2 separate regions of the Mus musculus genome follow, and region 2 is linked to region 1. Evidence: chromatin loops called from intact Hi-C (ENCODE). Cell type or tissue: gastrocnemius. All regions are shown on one strand.

Region 1 (8,000 bases):
ATCGCTTCTGAAAACAGGCCTCACTTACATTAAAGACCAAACATGATAGGTATTTAGCGACTTGAATCATGACGTTGTTTTAAAAATTATTTATTTTTATTTCATGTGCATTCATGTTTTGGCTGTGTGTATATCTGCATGAAGGTCTGGGATCCCCTGGAACTGGAGTTACAGGAAGTTATGAGCGGCCATGTGGATGCTGAGATTTGAACTGGGGTCCTCTGGAAGAGCAGCTGGTGCTCTTAACCTCTGAGCATCTCTCCAGGCGCAATCATGACATATTTTACTACCTGACTCTGTTTTTTAGTCAGATGTTGATTTGTATCCCAGGCTAGCCTAGAACTCATAGCAATCTTCCTACCGTAAGCCTACCTTCTCTCTCTGTGTGTGTCTTCCTGTGTGTATCTCTCTCTTCTCTCTCTCTCTCTCTCTCTCTCTCTCTCTCTCTCTCTCTCTCTCTCTCTCTCTCTCTCTCTCTCTCTCCAGCACTTAATAGATGAAAGTGGGAGGATCTGGAGGCAAAGGAAAGTTTCAGCTACCTAGTGAGTTCAAAGCTAGCCTGGGATGCATGAGACCTGTCACAAAGAAACAAGCAAACAAAATACCTAACATGACACAAGGGGTAGAGTCAATGGAATGAGAGACTATATCTTTTGTCCAATTTCCCTCCCTCTCCCCCTCCCCCTCCCCTTCCCCCTTTCTCTCTGAGACAGGGTCTTACTATTTAGACCAGGCTGGCCTTGAACTCATTGACATTGCCTGCTTCTGGTTCCAGAGTACTTCAGCCATTAAAGGTGTGCACCAACAAGCCTGGCTGTTTGTTTTTTTTTAAATCAATTTTGTTTATTTTATATATGTGTCATGGCGTGTGAAGGTCAGAGGACAGCTTGTGGGGCTTGGCTCTCTCCTTCCACCGTGTGGATCTTGGAGATACAATTCAGGTTGTCAGGCTGGGTGGCCAGTGCATTTACGCACTGAGCCATCTCAGTGGGTCTAAATAAAAATGTAAGGTTCTTGTGTGACACACTGGGTCTCATCATGGTGTTTTCATGAGTCACTTGTGTGGGTGACATCTTGATAGGGAGACATTTGACATCAACTCTGGCTTCCATATGCACCTGTGTGCGTGTACACACACACACACACACACACACACACACACACACACACACACACACACACACACACACACACACCACACCATGCCAGCTGGACCTCTCTGAAGATCTGCCTGGATTGGTCTTCAATAGTCCAAGTACAGGCATTTTTCTTAAAAGCCCCTAAATGTACTAACGTTGCAGGCTAGCTGAGAACCACTGAACCTCGTTATCACCAGGGAGGTGAGGCCAGGCGCAGGTTCCTGAAGGAAAATGAAGGACCCCTTTCCCTAATATTCAGTCACATACTGACTTCTGCTTTCAAGTTCAAAATCCCAAGCTTTAGGAGCCATTCTGCTCAGTTCCAGCTAGATGCTAATTGAGTTCCCTTCTGGGATTGGATGCTTGCTCTGTATGGTTTTTCCAGAGACCCGAGGGTGAGCTGATTGGAGCCCACTGGGTAGGTGGGAAATGGCACGCTGGAAACCCATTGAGTAGCTGCTGACGGGCCTACCTTGCAAGGAGGCATTTTTCTTACAAATACTAATCTGTGCTGATTTCACCGAAGTTCTCAGCGGCATGTTTTACGACCAAGGTCCTCACATAATTATGCACGGGAAATGTGTTGGAAATTGCCTAAATGGTTGGAGGTGGGCAGGATTTGTTCAGGTATTCATGATGCTGTTCAGAAGTCAGCGTTCAGTTGGATTACCTTGCAGATGTATTTTGCTGTCCCCAGCTCACTGCTGAGGGGGAGGTGCTCTCTAGGTAGAATCTACAAGCAACAGTGCTTTTTAGAAAACTGGTGTTAATTATTTCTAAGGGTGATTAAAAAATATTTTTTTCCAGTTCCATGCATGACTCCCATTGCTGGGGACAGAACCCAGCATCTTGTCCAGGCTAGGCCAGCACTCTACTAGTGAGCCACACCCTGCCTTAGCATGGTGAGATCTTTAACTAGTCTTTCTGTTTCTCCCTCTTCCTCTCCCTCCTCCTCTCCCTCTCCCTCCTCCTCCTCTCCCTCTCCCTCCTCCTCCTCTCCCTCTCCCTCCTCCTCTTCTCCCTCCTCCTCTCCCTCTCCCTCCTCCTCCTCTCCCTCTCCCTCTTTGTAACCCAGAGCCTTGTTCATGATGAATAAACATTTTTTCCCCAGATAGATTTCACCACGTAGCTCTGGATGGCCTCGAACTCACAGAGACCTGTCTGCCTCTGCTTCCAGAGTGCTAGGGTTAAAGGTGTGAGCCAGTGGGTAAGCTTGGCATTCGTAAGCCTTCTAACAGTGAGCCACACCCTTGTCCTACAATGATGAAATCTTTTTTTTTTTTAAGTGTGTATGTGCTTGTGTGTGTGTCTGTGTGTGCGTGTGTCTGTGTGGAGTTGCACAAGTATGTGTGGATGTGGAGATGCCCATGGTAGGCCAGAGACAACAGATCCTCCTGGAGCTGGAGTAATAGTCAGAGGCCCTAGTTGGCCTTTGGGAAGCGAGCTCAGGTCCTCTACAAGAGCAGCACACGTTCTTGACCACTGAGCCATCTCTCCATCCCTGGATGATGAACTGTAATCTGGTGATTCATTACTGAAGAAATAGGGAAGCTTGTGTCTGCTGCTTTACCATCCTAGGAAGGTAAAAAAGAACGCTTCTCTATGCATCAGCTCCACCAAGCTGCCCTGGTTTCCTGGAGAAGACGGAGCTTTAAAGTAGACGTTCCCAACTTAAAATACTCACCTAAATAAAAGAAATATTGTATGCTCTAAATAGGTCTGTGGGCTGTTGCAGACCACATCTGTGACCTTGTCTGGCCCCATTAATTTACAGGGGTGGGAAGCTTCCCTGGAGGGCTAATCAATTTAAATAAAGGCCGTCTTGTTAACCACTGGTAGGGAAAAGGCAAGAAAGGACTGGACTGTGGCAGAGGCACCCTGAGTGCTGGGTGGGGAAGAGAGAAGGGGAATCTAATCTTTTAGCTGGGTGTGGACAGGACCAAAGAGGTGAATAGTCAGAACAGAGATGCTTCAGGCCAGGGACATAAGTAGCCAGAGAAATGACCAGGCAGGAGGAAGGAACCTAGGTCTAGAACAGATGACATCATTGGCAGAAGCCAAGTCTGAGCAACTGGGGCATTTAATGTCTTAATGAATTGAGGTGTGTGTGTGTGTGTGTGTGTGTGTGTGTGTTTGTTTTTGTGCCTATGGAGTAAGTGTGTGCACATGTGTGTGCATGTGTGCACATGTATACAGAGAGACCAGAGGCTGACCTCAGGTGTCCGTTCATTTTACACCTTATATTTTTAGTCATGGTTTCTTATTGAGCTCAGGGCTCTCTGATTGACTGAACTGCCTGTCTGGTGAGCTCTGGGGGGGGGGGGGCGGGGCAGGGGGAGCGGGTCATGCCTGTGTGTGTCCATTTGGAGATGTTTGTACATGCATGCAGTTGCCCGTGGAGACCAGAAGGTGGTGTCCTGTCTTCTGAATTATAAGTGGCCATGAGTCATGTTAATCTGGGTGCCAGGAACTGAACCCAGGTCCTCAGCGAGAGCATCATCGGCGCTCAATCAATGAGCCGCCTCTCCCATCTCACCAGCATGTTTCTTTTTAAACCTGGACACTGGTGCTCTGAACTCTGAACTCGAGCCCTCCGGTTTCTGTGTCAGACATTTAATCTACTATGTCCTCGCTCCAGCCCTTGGAGAGTCCCATCTAGCTGAGGATGGATTTTTCACAAAGCATCTGAGAATCTGAGAGTGGGGTTAGCAGAGCCTGTGGAAAGGGTGATGATGGGTCAGGAGATGAAGTGCAGTCTGGGCTTTTGGGGTTTGCCTATTCACTCTGCAGTGAGCGTTCCACACTCTGCCCACAGGGCTCCCGAAAAGCCCTACTCCATCTGCGGAGGTTCCTTTGTCTCTTCACAGCTCAGAGTGGATGTGACCTCCCATGCCAATCATCACCCAGGTCTCCCTGGGTCACGTGAGGGTTCCTTGCACCTGTCTGGCATTGCTTTCTGTCAGTTCCGTCCCTTAGGATTTTGTAGGAAGAGACAAAGGAGACAGGATCCAGGTCCTTTCTGGCCATCCTGGGCTTGGCATTGAGTTCTTTCTTTTCAGTCCATGTCACTTGAAAAGGGACCAGTAGATTGGGATAAGAGTTAAGATTGTTGAGTTCCCTGGCTCACACGACAGCTGGCCACCTCCATGGTTTCTCAGTGTTTTGAAACTTCACTCCTTTGACTTTTTCCTTGCCACTGTGATAGCATCCTATGGTCCAGACGCTTCTATTCAAAATCTCTGCCTTCAAGAAGGTTTGGCATCTACCTGGTGCCCGTACACCTAAGCAAGTAAGATATTCATACACATAAGATTTAAAAAAAATTTTTTTAAAGAAAATACTGGGAGCTAGAGAGATGGCTCAAGTGGTTGAGAGGACTGACTGGTTGTTCCTACAGAGGATCTAAGTCTCAGAACCTACAATGGCAGCTCAGATTTCGAGTTCCAGGGGATCGGATGCTGTCTTCTAACCTACAAGGGCACCAACTACACATAGTGCAGACAGAAGCATGCAGGCAAAATACCCATTTGGATAAAATAAAAATAAGTTAATCTAAAAAGGAAACAAGTAGCTGGGCAGTGATGGTGCAAAACGCCTTTAATCTCAGCACTTCAAGGCCAACCTGGTCTACAAAGTGAATTCCAGGACAGCCAGGGCTATACAAATGAACTCTGCTTCGATCCCCCCCCCCGCCTCCAACAAACAAACAGACAAACAAACAAACAAACAAAAAAGAAAATGAAGAGAAAAGATTTCTTAAAAAAAATAAAGAAAAGAAAGAATTTGAAGTGACATTGACTCAGACAAAAAAAATTAGTTATCTTGGGACAGGAGAGATGGCTCAGCAGTTAAGAGCACTGCCTGGTGTCTGTAGAAGGCAAAACAAGACACCAGATCCTCTGGAGCTGATGTCACAGATGGTTGTGAGCTACCATGTGAGTGTGAGAAACCAAAACCAGGTCCTCTGGAAAGGCAGCCAGTGCTCTTAGCTTCTGAGCCATCTCTCCGGCCTTAGAATTAACTTTCTTTATTGATACTTTGCTGTATATTATTATTATGATATATTGATAGTTTGCTGAACTTATGTGTTAACTCTGATAGGTTTCGTTTTCTGTGTTTGTGATCTCTTCAAAGCCTTCCTTTGCTGTGGTGATGGTGAGGATGCTGGGGGTTGAATTCATAGTACTGTGACTGCTGGCCAAGTGTTCTGCCACTGATCTATATCCACAGCCCTTCTCTAGGGTTTTATCTATGTAAGACCACCTCGTCTGTAAAGGCAGAGTCTTGCTTTGCCCTCTTCCCTTCCACTTTGCCCTGATCAGAATGTCTAGTTCAGCAGAAATGGTGTATTAGTTTTCTACTAACTATGGTGACAAGCAAGGTACCATGACCGAGGTGACTTATAAAAGAAAGCGTTGAGTTAGGCTTATGATTTCAGAAGATTAGAGTCTATGATGGCAGGATGGAGTCAAAGCAGCAGGAACAGCTGAGAGCTCCCATCTTGATCTGCAAAGCAGTAGGCAGAGAGCAAGAGCATCTAGACCGTCTTTTGAAACCTCAAAAGCAACCCCAGCTTCTTTGACACCCCTCCTCTGAGGCCACGCCTCCTCATTCTTCCCATACAGTTCCACTAACTGGGGACCAAGTATTCAAATATGGGGGTTAGGACTCTCATTCAAACCAACACAGGTGGACTTCCTTGTCTGAGTCCCCATCTCAGCAAGATGCTTTCAGTATTTTGCCAGCAAGTTTTAGGTAACAAACTGGTTTTCTTTTAAAATTACCTTTATTAATGTATTGTGTGTGGTGTATGCCTGTGGGCACATGGGTCATAGCACGTACATCTTGAGGTCAGAGGACAACGTTGTGGAGTTGGTCCTCTACAGGTTTGTGTGGTAAGTTCCTTTACACACTTCACCATCTCACCAGTACAGAGAACTTCCTTCCTTCCTTCCTTCCTTCCTTCCTTCCTTCCTTCCTTCCTTCCTCCCTTCCTTCCTTCTTCCCTTTCTTCCTTCCTCCCTTTCTCTCTCTTTCTTTCTTTCTTTCTTTCTTTCTTTCTTTCTTTCTTTCTTTCTTTCTTTCTTTCTTTCTTTCTCTTTTCTTTCCCTTCTTCTTCTTCTTCTTCTTCTTCTTCTTCTTCTTCTTCTTCTTCTTCTTCTTCTTCTTCTTCTTCTTCTTCTTCTTCTTCTTCTTCTTCTTCTTCTTCTTCTCCTCCTCCTCCTCCTCCTCCTCCTCCTCCTCCTCCTCCTCCTCCTCCTCCTCCTCCTCCTCCTCCTCCTTCTTCTTTTCCCATTTTTGGAGACAGAGTTTCTCTGTGTAACAGAGCTCTGGCTGTCCTGCACTCTCTTTGTAGACCAGGCTGGTCTCAAACTCACAGAGATCTGCCTGCCTCTGCCTCCCGAGTACTGGGATTCAAGGTGTGCTCAGCCACTCTTTTTAAAAATTGAGGCTAACTTGAGTTCTTTCTACTCCTAGATTGCTTAGTGATTTTTATCCCTCAAGAGTTTAGTGTTGTTTTTTTTTTCCAGTTGGTTTTTGAATATGTATGGGGTTGTTGGTGCATCCTCCCCTCTAAAAAACGCACAGGTTTTTCTTCTAATACCCAGTGCTTTTCTGATACCTCCACCTGATGCTTAGCTATTTATTAGAACAAGGTGACTGTATCTATTCTTATCACTGTGACTTAACAGAATCTCACAGAATAAGGCAATAAATAAATAAAGCAAGCAAGCTTATGGTTATCAGGCAAAAAGTAAACTGGTCCTTATCCATGGATGGTTTGGAATACACATGAAATCCCAGGAACTGTATAAAAAAACTGCAAGAGCTTGCGAGGTGGCTCAGTGTTTAAGATCACTCGCTGCTCTTACAGAGGACCAGGGCTTGGTTCTTAGCATCCATATCGGGCAGCTCATAACTGCCAGTAGTTTCTGTGTCAGGGGATCTGATGCCCTTCCACAGACACCTATGCATAAGTGCACATACACATGTACATCATACACACACACACACACACCCTAAAACAAATCTAAAAAGTCCAAAAACAAACTAAATATCTAAATATCAGCTACAAGTATTAAGTCGGCTAACAAGGACCTCAACAGAAGATAATACAATGACTAGCTTCCCACGCACCAACAATAAACAGTTGGGAAGTGAATTTTAAAACTTACTATTGGGCCAATAAGATTGCTCAGTGGCTAGAGACACTTGTGCACAGGTCTAATGAGCTGAATTTCATAAGACAGCAAGAGAGAACTGACTCCTTTGACCAGTGTGTGTGTGTGTACACACGGATTTTTTTTCCAAATCCATATTAGTTACAGTGGTGTCACAAAAGCACAAAGATACTAAGAGAAAAAAAAATCTAACAATGGATTTATAGTATTCCTATGTGGAAACCCTGAGAGAATTTACAAGTCCCTTCTCCAATTCTGAAACACCAAAGGAGTGTCCAACAATCAAATTCAATTCTGATACCAGTTATCCAAGACTCCTCAGACCTCCCAAATCAAGGGGTTCTGCAACACCCCAGACTTAGCCACTAGGCACTAGTGCCATGCACCTGACCATAGATAAAGGGGTTTCCACAACTATTTCCTGACCTTCAGTCTTTCAGCAGAGTGACCAGTACTTAGCAAAACACTTTGTGCACCATTCTTTTTTTTTTTTTTTTTTTTTTGCTTTTTTCGAGACAGGGTTTCTCTGTGTAGCCCTGGCTGTCCTGGAACTCACTCTGTAGACCAGGCTGGCCTCGAACTCAGAAATCCACCTGCCTCTGCCTCCCGAGTGCTGGGATTAAAGGTGTGTCCACCATGCCCGGCTTGTGTACCATTCTTAACTGTAAGGCGTGTACCT
Region 2 (8,000 bases), 55 kb after region 1:
TTCAAGGCTCTTTATGAACTCGCACCAGGCTGAATTATCCGCTGGGATAGCATATGCTGTGGATTAGACCTTCCATGTGCCCTAAAGGGCATGTATTGAAGGCTTGCTCTCCAAGATGGTATTATGAAGGAGTTGTTTCAGTTTTATATCCTATTGCTGCGATTAAATAACGGAAAAAGAAAAAAAAGCAACTTAAGGAGGAAAGAGTTCATCTTAATTCTCAGTCCAGGGTTTCTGTCCATCTTAGTGGGTGAAATCACAGGGGCGGGAGCTTGAGGGAGTTGGCCACATCACATCCCGAAATCAGAAACAGTAATGGATGGATGTTTCTGCTTAGATCCAGGGCACAGCCAGGGAAACTCAGGTGGGTCTTCCCTCTTCAATTCATGCAGTTAAGATGATCCCCTGCAGGTATACCTAGAGAGAGGTCCATTTCCTAGGGAAGTCTGCCTTCTGTCAAGTTGACAACTCAAACCCTCATAGAGATGGCGAAACCCTTAAAGTATGGGTCCTAATATGAAGTCTTATGTTATTTGAAGACTAAGCTTTCAAGGAGATTGCAGGAGTCTGGTTCTATCCCTCTCTTTTGCTTCCTGAACATGAGTTGAACTCTTGGCTCCATCATACATTCCTAGGATGATGTTCTAACTTACCTCAGACTCAAAATGATGAGGACAACTACTCATAGACCGGACTCTCCAAAACTGTGAGGGAAAATAATTTTCTCTGCATGAAGCTGATTATCTAGAGTATCTTATTTGCATGTATGTGGGGTAGGGTGTATGCATATATGGATGTGTGTGAAGGTACACTTGGCGTGCATGCACACATGAAGGCTAGTGAGTGATGTCCAGTGTCTTCTTATGTTGCTCTCTCTCTTATCCTTGAGGCAGAGCCTCTCACTGAACCTGAAGCTCACTGTTCCAGCTCTAATGGGCTGGTCATCAACTCCCAAGATCTGCCTGTCTTTAAGTCTCAGCTCTGGAAACATGGAAGTGTGCCACCAAAGTTTAGTTTCTTCATAAATTCTGGGGCGTTGAAGTAAGGTCGTCATGCTTGGGCAGCAAGCACTTTACCCACTGAACCATATTCCCAGCTCCTCAAGTTTGTTATTTATTATAGTAACAGAAAGCTGACTAATATGGTAGGTGTAGTATCTGGGGTCCATGGATTTTGGGGGTCAATGGCCACATTTTATTTAACTTATTTAAAAGCAGAAGAAAGGCAAGATAACGATAATAAATGCATAAGAATAAATAATATGTGATCTGATTTCTGGTTATCTTTCTACCAATTTAGTTGTAAATATACCTCCAGAAGAGGCCAACAAAAGAAATAGGGTTTTTCCTAAAGATTGTCATATAAAAAACAACTGGGGTGGTTTGAATGAGAATGCCCCCCCCCCCCCGTTGGCTCATCTATATGAATACTTGGTGCCCAGTTGGTGGAACTGTTTAGGAAGGATTAGAAGGCGTGGCCTCGATGGAGGAGGTAGGCTTTCAAAGGCTCATGCCAGTCACTTTCTCTGCCTTACAGTTGCAGATCAAGATGTAAGCTCTCAGCTACTACTCCAGCGCCATGCCAGCCTGCCTGCTGTCATGCTCCCCACCATGATGGTCATGGACTCTAATCCTCTGGAATAGCCAGCCCCAAGTTAAATGCTTTCTTTTGTAAGTTCCCTTGGTCATAGTGTCTTATCACAGCAATAGAGAAGCAATTAAGAAGACAGCATACCCAGTTAATTTGAATTTGAATAAACAATGAATATTTTAGTCTGAATTTATTATGAATATTACAGGGAGAATAGTCACACACACATACACAAAAAACCCAAAACCATATGGCTGGGTGTGGTAGAGCACACTTACAGTCACAGCCTTGGGAAGACTGAGGTAAGAGAATTGCAAGTTCTAGGCCAGCCAGAGCTACATAATGAGACTCTGTCTGAAAAAAAGAAAAAAAAAGTTTATTTGGAATTCAAATTAAACAGGCATCCTGTGTTTTCGTTTTCTAAGTCTGGCATTCCCACAGGAAGTCAGTGCAGCCCTGGCTGGCGTCAGCTGTGTCTGCAACCTTCCCTCCTTGAGGTACCTTACATTAGGTTCCTCAGAAGCAGGCCCTGAGATGGGGCTAGTAAGTTACATAAGGGTGTGTCAGAGACAGACCCTCAACAGGACAGGCAAAGGGTGAGGCTCAGGCAAGGGTCTGTAGGGTGCTGGGGGCTTCAACTCTGACCCCCTCAGCCATGCACAAAGTTAACCTCAGAAATGTCCAGGGTGTAACAGAGTGTTTCATCAGTGCCAGGGCAGACACAGACTCCCCGACTCTTCCATAGATCCAAGGGATATTAAGTCAAGCTGATAGAATGACAGGAATGGATACAGTTTCCTTGTGCCAACCTGTATGTCACAGAGTGCCTTATTCCTCTCTGAGAGGGCCCACACCTCATGAGAGACCTATTCCTCACAGAGAAGGCCCACATCTCATGAAGGGGCCTTTTCCTCACAGAGAGGGTCACACCTCATGAAGAGGTTTGTACTCACTGAGTAGCCTGTACCTCACAGTTGGTCCTACACCACACAGAGGAGACCTACACTTACTGAGTAGTCCACACCTTAATGATGGGCCTATAACTCACTGATGGGCCTTCATTTCCCAGAAGGGTCTATACCTCACATAAAGGCCTGCATTTCAGTGATGGAAGGGGCCTGTCCTTCACAGAGGATTTTATACTTCAGTGAGGAAGTCTATACCTCACTGAAGAGTCCTGTGCCTCAGAGATGGGCCTAGGCATCACTGGGGTGCCTATACTTCACTCAGTGATAGAGCCTGTACCTCATTTGAAAAGCTATACATTAGAGGGGGTTACCTGACAGAGGGACTTAGACTTTTCGTAGGCATCATGTCAAAACTCATGAAAGACTGCCTTATTACCATAGAAATAGCTTCTGGGTACCACTCTTCCTTGTTTGACCCTGTCACTGCATCATTAAGAGCATTCAGCTGCTCTCCTCTCTAGGCTGATGACATCTGAGCCTGGTCCCCGGAATACCTAGGTCCCACCTCATCACACCTCCATTATTCTCCATGCACATTCTTAGCCCTGCGACCTCCCTCCTAACACCCGTTCTTCCTGGAAAGCAGTTTTTAACTTCTATCAAATGGTGTTTTTTTTCCTGTTTTTTCTTTTTTCTTTTTATTCCCCCCCCCACTTTTTTTTTCTTTTTGGGGATGGGGTCTTCCTATGTAGCCAAGGCCAATCTGAAGCTTGCTATATAGCCCAAGCTGGCCTTAGACAGGCATATACCACAAGGTTTGGCCTGGCCTGGCCGGCAGCATCTAAAGGCCCTGTGATGCCCCCTCTCCTGTAATATGTCCACCTCCATCTCTAAGAAACATGCATTTCTCCTCAGGCACCTCACAGGCCTCTGCACGTCTGCGGGGTGACTTCTGCCATACTGACGCGTGTCCTGTCTGCTCTCTCTGGCTCCCAGTGGTCCCTGCTTCGGCAGAGAGTAGATCCCATTCATTTGACTATTCCTAGCACCTCATCCACATTGGCCCTTAATTGTTTGCTGGCTGGCTGGCTGGATAAAGATATTCAGCCTGTGGCTTTGCTCAGATAAACACTCAGCTACAGTTGGCTAGTGTTGCATTGCTATATGCAATGGGTATGCATGCTGATGGTAGCAGCAGAGGCATTAAAGATAAATGGAAAAATACAAAACCACCAAGCTTCATCCCTCTCGAGGTGCTGGCTTCTGCATTTGGGCCCCACCCAATCCCACAGGAATGTCCCAGTGAACGAGTCCATGATCTTCCTCATCTATCATCTGCATGTCTGTCTGTCTGTCTGTCTGCATGCATACAGTAGGTATAGGTGTGGACATACATATACCATGGTGTATCTGTAAGGATCGGAAGAGAGCTTATGGAAGCTCGTTTTCTCCTGCTACCCTATGGGTCCTGAGATCAAACTCGGGCTTTCAGGCTTGGCGGAAGGTGTTCTTACCCACTGAGTCATTTGGCCAGCCCCGGCGATTCCCCACCACCTCTATTTCCAGGTGGGGGATCCTGGCCCTAGTCCAACTCCATCTATAGTTTAGAACTGAGGGGCTCTTCCCCAGCCCCTCCCCACGGGGGCTTCTATTTGCTCACTGTCTTCCAGCACGAGGACTTACGGCTAATAGCCCAGTGTGAAGGGAACCAAAAAAATCCCATGACCCAATTTGACCTATCTTCCTTGAATACTATGCCTCTCTGTCCCTTCAACTCACAGGAGGTGACTGGATAGCTCTCATGGGGCTTGGGTCTGGTATTAGGCAGCTGATGGGCCTTAGAGAGCTGTTCAACCAATCTCCTTATCTGTTCATGGAAATAATTCCATAGGCCATGTATTTTGCTCTACCTGTTTCTGAATTTACCATTCCCTACAGATCCTAGGAATCCAGGGTTCAAAGTGGCTTGCCATGTAAGAAAGACCTAGAAGAGAGGTGTACCCCTGGGACCTAAGACTTCTTACTGTGTACGGGGCAAGGAGGAAGGCTATGCACCAAGTGGACCTGGCTGCAGACACAGCAAGGAACTAAACAGAGCAAGGAGCTCCAGGTGCTGAACAAGGTCCAGAGTGCACAGCTCATTCTGACCAGGTGGAAGAGACAGGTATGCCTAGGAGTCATGATGAAGCATGCTCCTGTTACAAGTGGACTGAGGGGGACTGAACGTCAAAGGGAAAATGATGAGGAAGAAAAGTGGAACACAATTTTCAGAGCTGGTCCAGGCTCAGTAGGAGGAGATGCTTGTACCAGGTTGGGGGGGTGGGGGGGTCTTGAGCACTCGAAGCTGCTCCTCCTCGTTCGAAGACTTGCTGTTTGCGTGGTTCAGAAAGTACTGCAATGTGCCTCAGGGATAATGGCTGGGCATTCTGATGGTACCATTCCCTACCCTCTCCACTAACTACAGCCTCTGCCACCATTCTCTTGCCTTTCCCACTGCCAGGTCTGAACAGTTGGTGATAGCTGCCTCCCTCTCTAATTCGATTCATATTGCCTGTATGTAATCCATATCCGTGCACCCATGCATCTACGCACGCATGCATCCGTCTGTAGGCTGATCCTTCAGTATATGGCTCCTTGTTTGTTTATTTCTCAAATATCACCTATAATACTCCAAGCACAGTGTCTCACACTTGGTAGCTCTGATGATTCAGGGGGACTTAAGAGAAGCCAATCAGTTCCTTTGGTGCAAGAGGGAAAAAGTAGATAGATGGTTTTAGGGTGCAGCCACAGAAGGCTATTTGGGGTGCTATGGAACACAAGGCTTGAGAGTCTGGGACTGTTGGACATAAAGACAAAGTATGTTAGCCTGCCTCAAAGGATGAGCCAGCGTCTGCTCAGATTTCCAGATGGTCAGAAACCATCTAGGCAGAGACCAATGGGACTATTACCGCCTGATTAGGAAGTAGCTCTCCCAAAGGCTTAAGGCTCCAACACACCAGTGTTCAGAGGTGGCACTTTTAGAAGCGATTAGAACGTAAAGGCTTTGACTGCATTAGTGAGTGGATAGATCCATTGATGGATTCGCCATTTTTTGGTCATTACTGGAGAGAAGTTGATACTCCAGGAAGTGAGACCCAGTAAGAAGTAGGGAATGGAGGTAGCTTGGAAGGGTCTATCTTGTGTCTTCTCTGGCCACACTCTATTATTATGCTCAGCTTTGGCTCAGGTCCAAAGCCATGGGGCCAAGTGATCATGGACCATGGACCTCTGCAGCTGTAAATCAAAACCAGTCTTGTCTCTCTCAAGTAGTTCCTCTCAGGCGTTTCTGTGACAGGGAGGGAAGCCAGGGAGCACAACGACCCCAGACGCTTGGATATCTAGATTTGTTTGGCTTCTGAGCGCTTGCTTTGGCTGTGTTGTAGGATATTTGGAGAATAATAAGAATTTGAGTTACAGATGTAGACTTAAGACTGGTTAGTTTTTTTTAAAGACTTATTTATTTTATGTATATGAGTACACTGTAGCTCTCTTCAGACATACCAGAAAAGGGCATCAGATCCCATTACAGACAATTGTGAGCCACCACGTGGTTGTTGGAATTGAACTCAGGACCTCTGGAAGAGCCATCTCTCTAGCCCAAGACTGGTTAATTTATTCACCAAATATTTATGAAGAACCTACCATGTGCCAGGGCCAGTCTATGTGTCAGGGACAGAATGGTATGTAAGGGCACTGTAGCTCCTGCTCTTGTGAGGGACACACAGGGAAGGGAGAGTCAGGACTCCTTCCCGAACTCCTCCTATCTTCCCCACTTCCCTACTCATCCAACTGTGTGTTCGTTTCTTCTTTCTCTCTATTTCAAACAAAACCACAAGAATGGAAATCAAAACAGATGAAACAAGAAGACAAAACAGAATGAAATTAAAACCACACACAACACAACATGGACTCTCGGCAACTGAGGCAGAGGCAGGTGGATCTCTGTGAGTTTGGGGCTGTTTTAGTTATATCTACATTTTCTTATTAAGAATAGTACAGCTGCTAGGTGGTGGTGGTGGCGGCATGCACCTTTAATCCTGCACTTCAGAGGCAGAGGCAGAGGCAGAGGCAGAGGCAGAGGCAGAGGCAGAGGCAGAGGCAGAGGCAGAGGCAGAGGCAGAGGCAGAGGCAGAGGCAGAGGCAGAGGCAGAGGCAGAGGCAGAGGCAGAGGCAGAGGCAGAGGCAGAGGCAGAGGCAGAGGCAGAGGCAGAGGCAGAGGCAGAGGCAGAGGCAGAGGCAGAGGCAGAGGCAGAGGCAGAGGCAGAGGCAGAGGCAGAGGCAGGTGGATCTCTATGAGTTTGATGCCTTCCTGATCTACAGAGAAAATTCCCTGACAGCCAGAGTGACACAGAGAAACCCTGTCTGGAAAAACAAAGAATAGTGTAACTACGAACACTGGAGGCAGAGGTTTGTTAAATGTTTCCTATTCTGGAAGGCATTTCTCCAAGAATGACATTTAAATGTTATTATTATCTTATTGTTTTATGTATGTAGGTATTTTGTCTGCATGTATCTCTGTGTACCACTGCATGTCTATGAGACCAGAGGAGAGAGTTGGATCCCATGGAACTGGGGTTAGAAATGGTTGTGAGCCGCCACGTGGGTGCTGGCAATCACAGCTGGGTCGTCTGGAAGAGCAGCCAATGCTCTTAACTGCTGAGCTATCACTCCAGCCCCACAAGAATGGCATTTTGAGGTACCTTTATATAATTCAAATGTTCTAGCCCTTAGAAGAATTAATATTTTGAAAATGTAAGCGAGATTTCATTCAAGGGTCGTGGAAGACAGCCAGGCACCTGGTTCTCTTCACCTGTGGCTGTAACACGAGCTGTTTCCATCTTGAACATTTGCTTGGGCTTCGCCTTCCTCCCTCAGGATGACTCCCAGGTGTTCTGAAGGAGTCACAGAAGCAAACTGTCTTGGGCTCCATGACCTAAGATAATTTTGTGAACAAAAACTTAAGTGCATATTGGCAATTCTGGTTCCTGGTTGGAATTATTCAAATAAGCTCCAGGAGGCTAGGGCTGATAATTAGAGACTGGTGGCCTCTGACCTCTGCACCTGCTTCAGGACTTGGGAGGAATGTCGTTCCACGGCCATTTGGAGGACACGCGCAACACCGCTCTCTCATTTGCCACAGTCTGGTCTTTTAGACAGATGAAGGAAACTTGAGAATTCTTTCACACCACGCAATCCTGTGTCTGCACACAGTGTGACAAATCCTGCCCAGCTTTCCCTAGCTGTAGTGGTATAGTCCAGAAGAAAGAATAGTCTTTCTTTTCCCAACAGATCCGAGTTCAAATTATGCCATTTCTTAATTACATGACCAGGTAGGTTATGTAAACTTTCTGAGATTAATTTTCCTTGTTTGTTTTACGTGTCAGTATTGAATATCAAAGGATGTCTCAATTTTTGGCTGAGGCTTCAAAATTCTGGTACTAAAAAGTCATGTCAGGGCTGGAG

Evidence for each region. A loop is a pair of places that touch in the nucleus more often than their neighbours do. Peaks named below come from ENCODE experiments on the same cell type or tissue, not always from the same donor. Only the 100,000 strongest peaks of a DNase experiment are listed, where the experiment ranks them.
Region 2: a loop joins it to region 1, with 2.1 times the contacts of the local background. A loop is called at or near these places in 3 of 42 quality-filtered maps.

What each region holds. Positions count from the first base shown.
Region 1 is chr11:88,804,108-88,812,107 of GRCm38, reverse strand. No RefSeq gene overlaps it. Among named protein-coding and RNA genes, the nearest start is that of 4930556N13Rik, 43 kb to the left of the region's middle. In gastrocnemius, no CTCF peak of the experiment used is centred here; no DNase peak of the experiment used is centred here.
Region 2 is chr11:88,748,990-88,756,989 of GRCm38, reverse strand. No RefSeq gene overlaps it. Among named protein-coding and RNA genes, the nearest start is that of C030037D09Rik, 34 kb to the right of the region's middle. In gastrocnemius, no CTCF peak of the experiment used is centred here; a DNase peak (open chromatin) is centred at 4,070.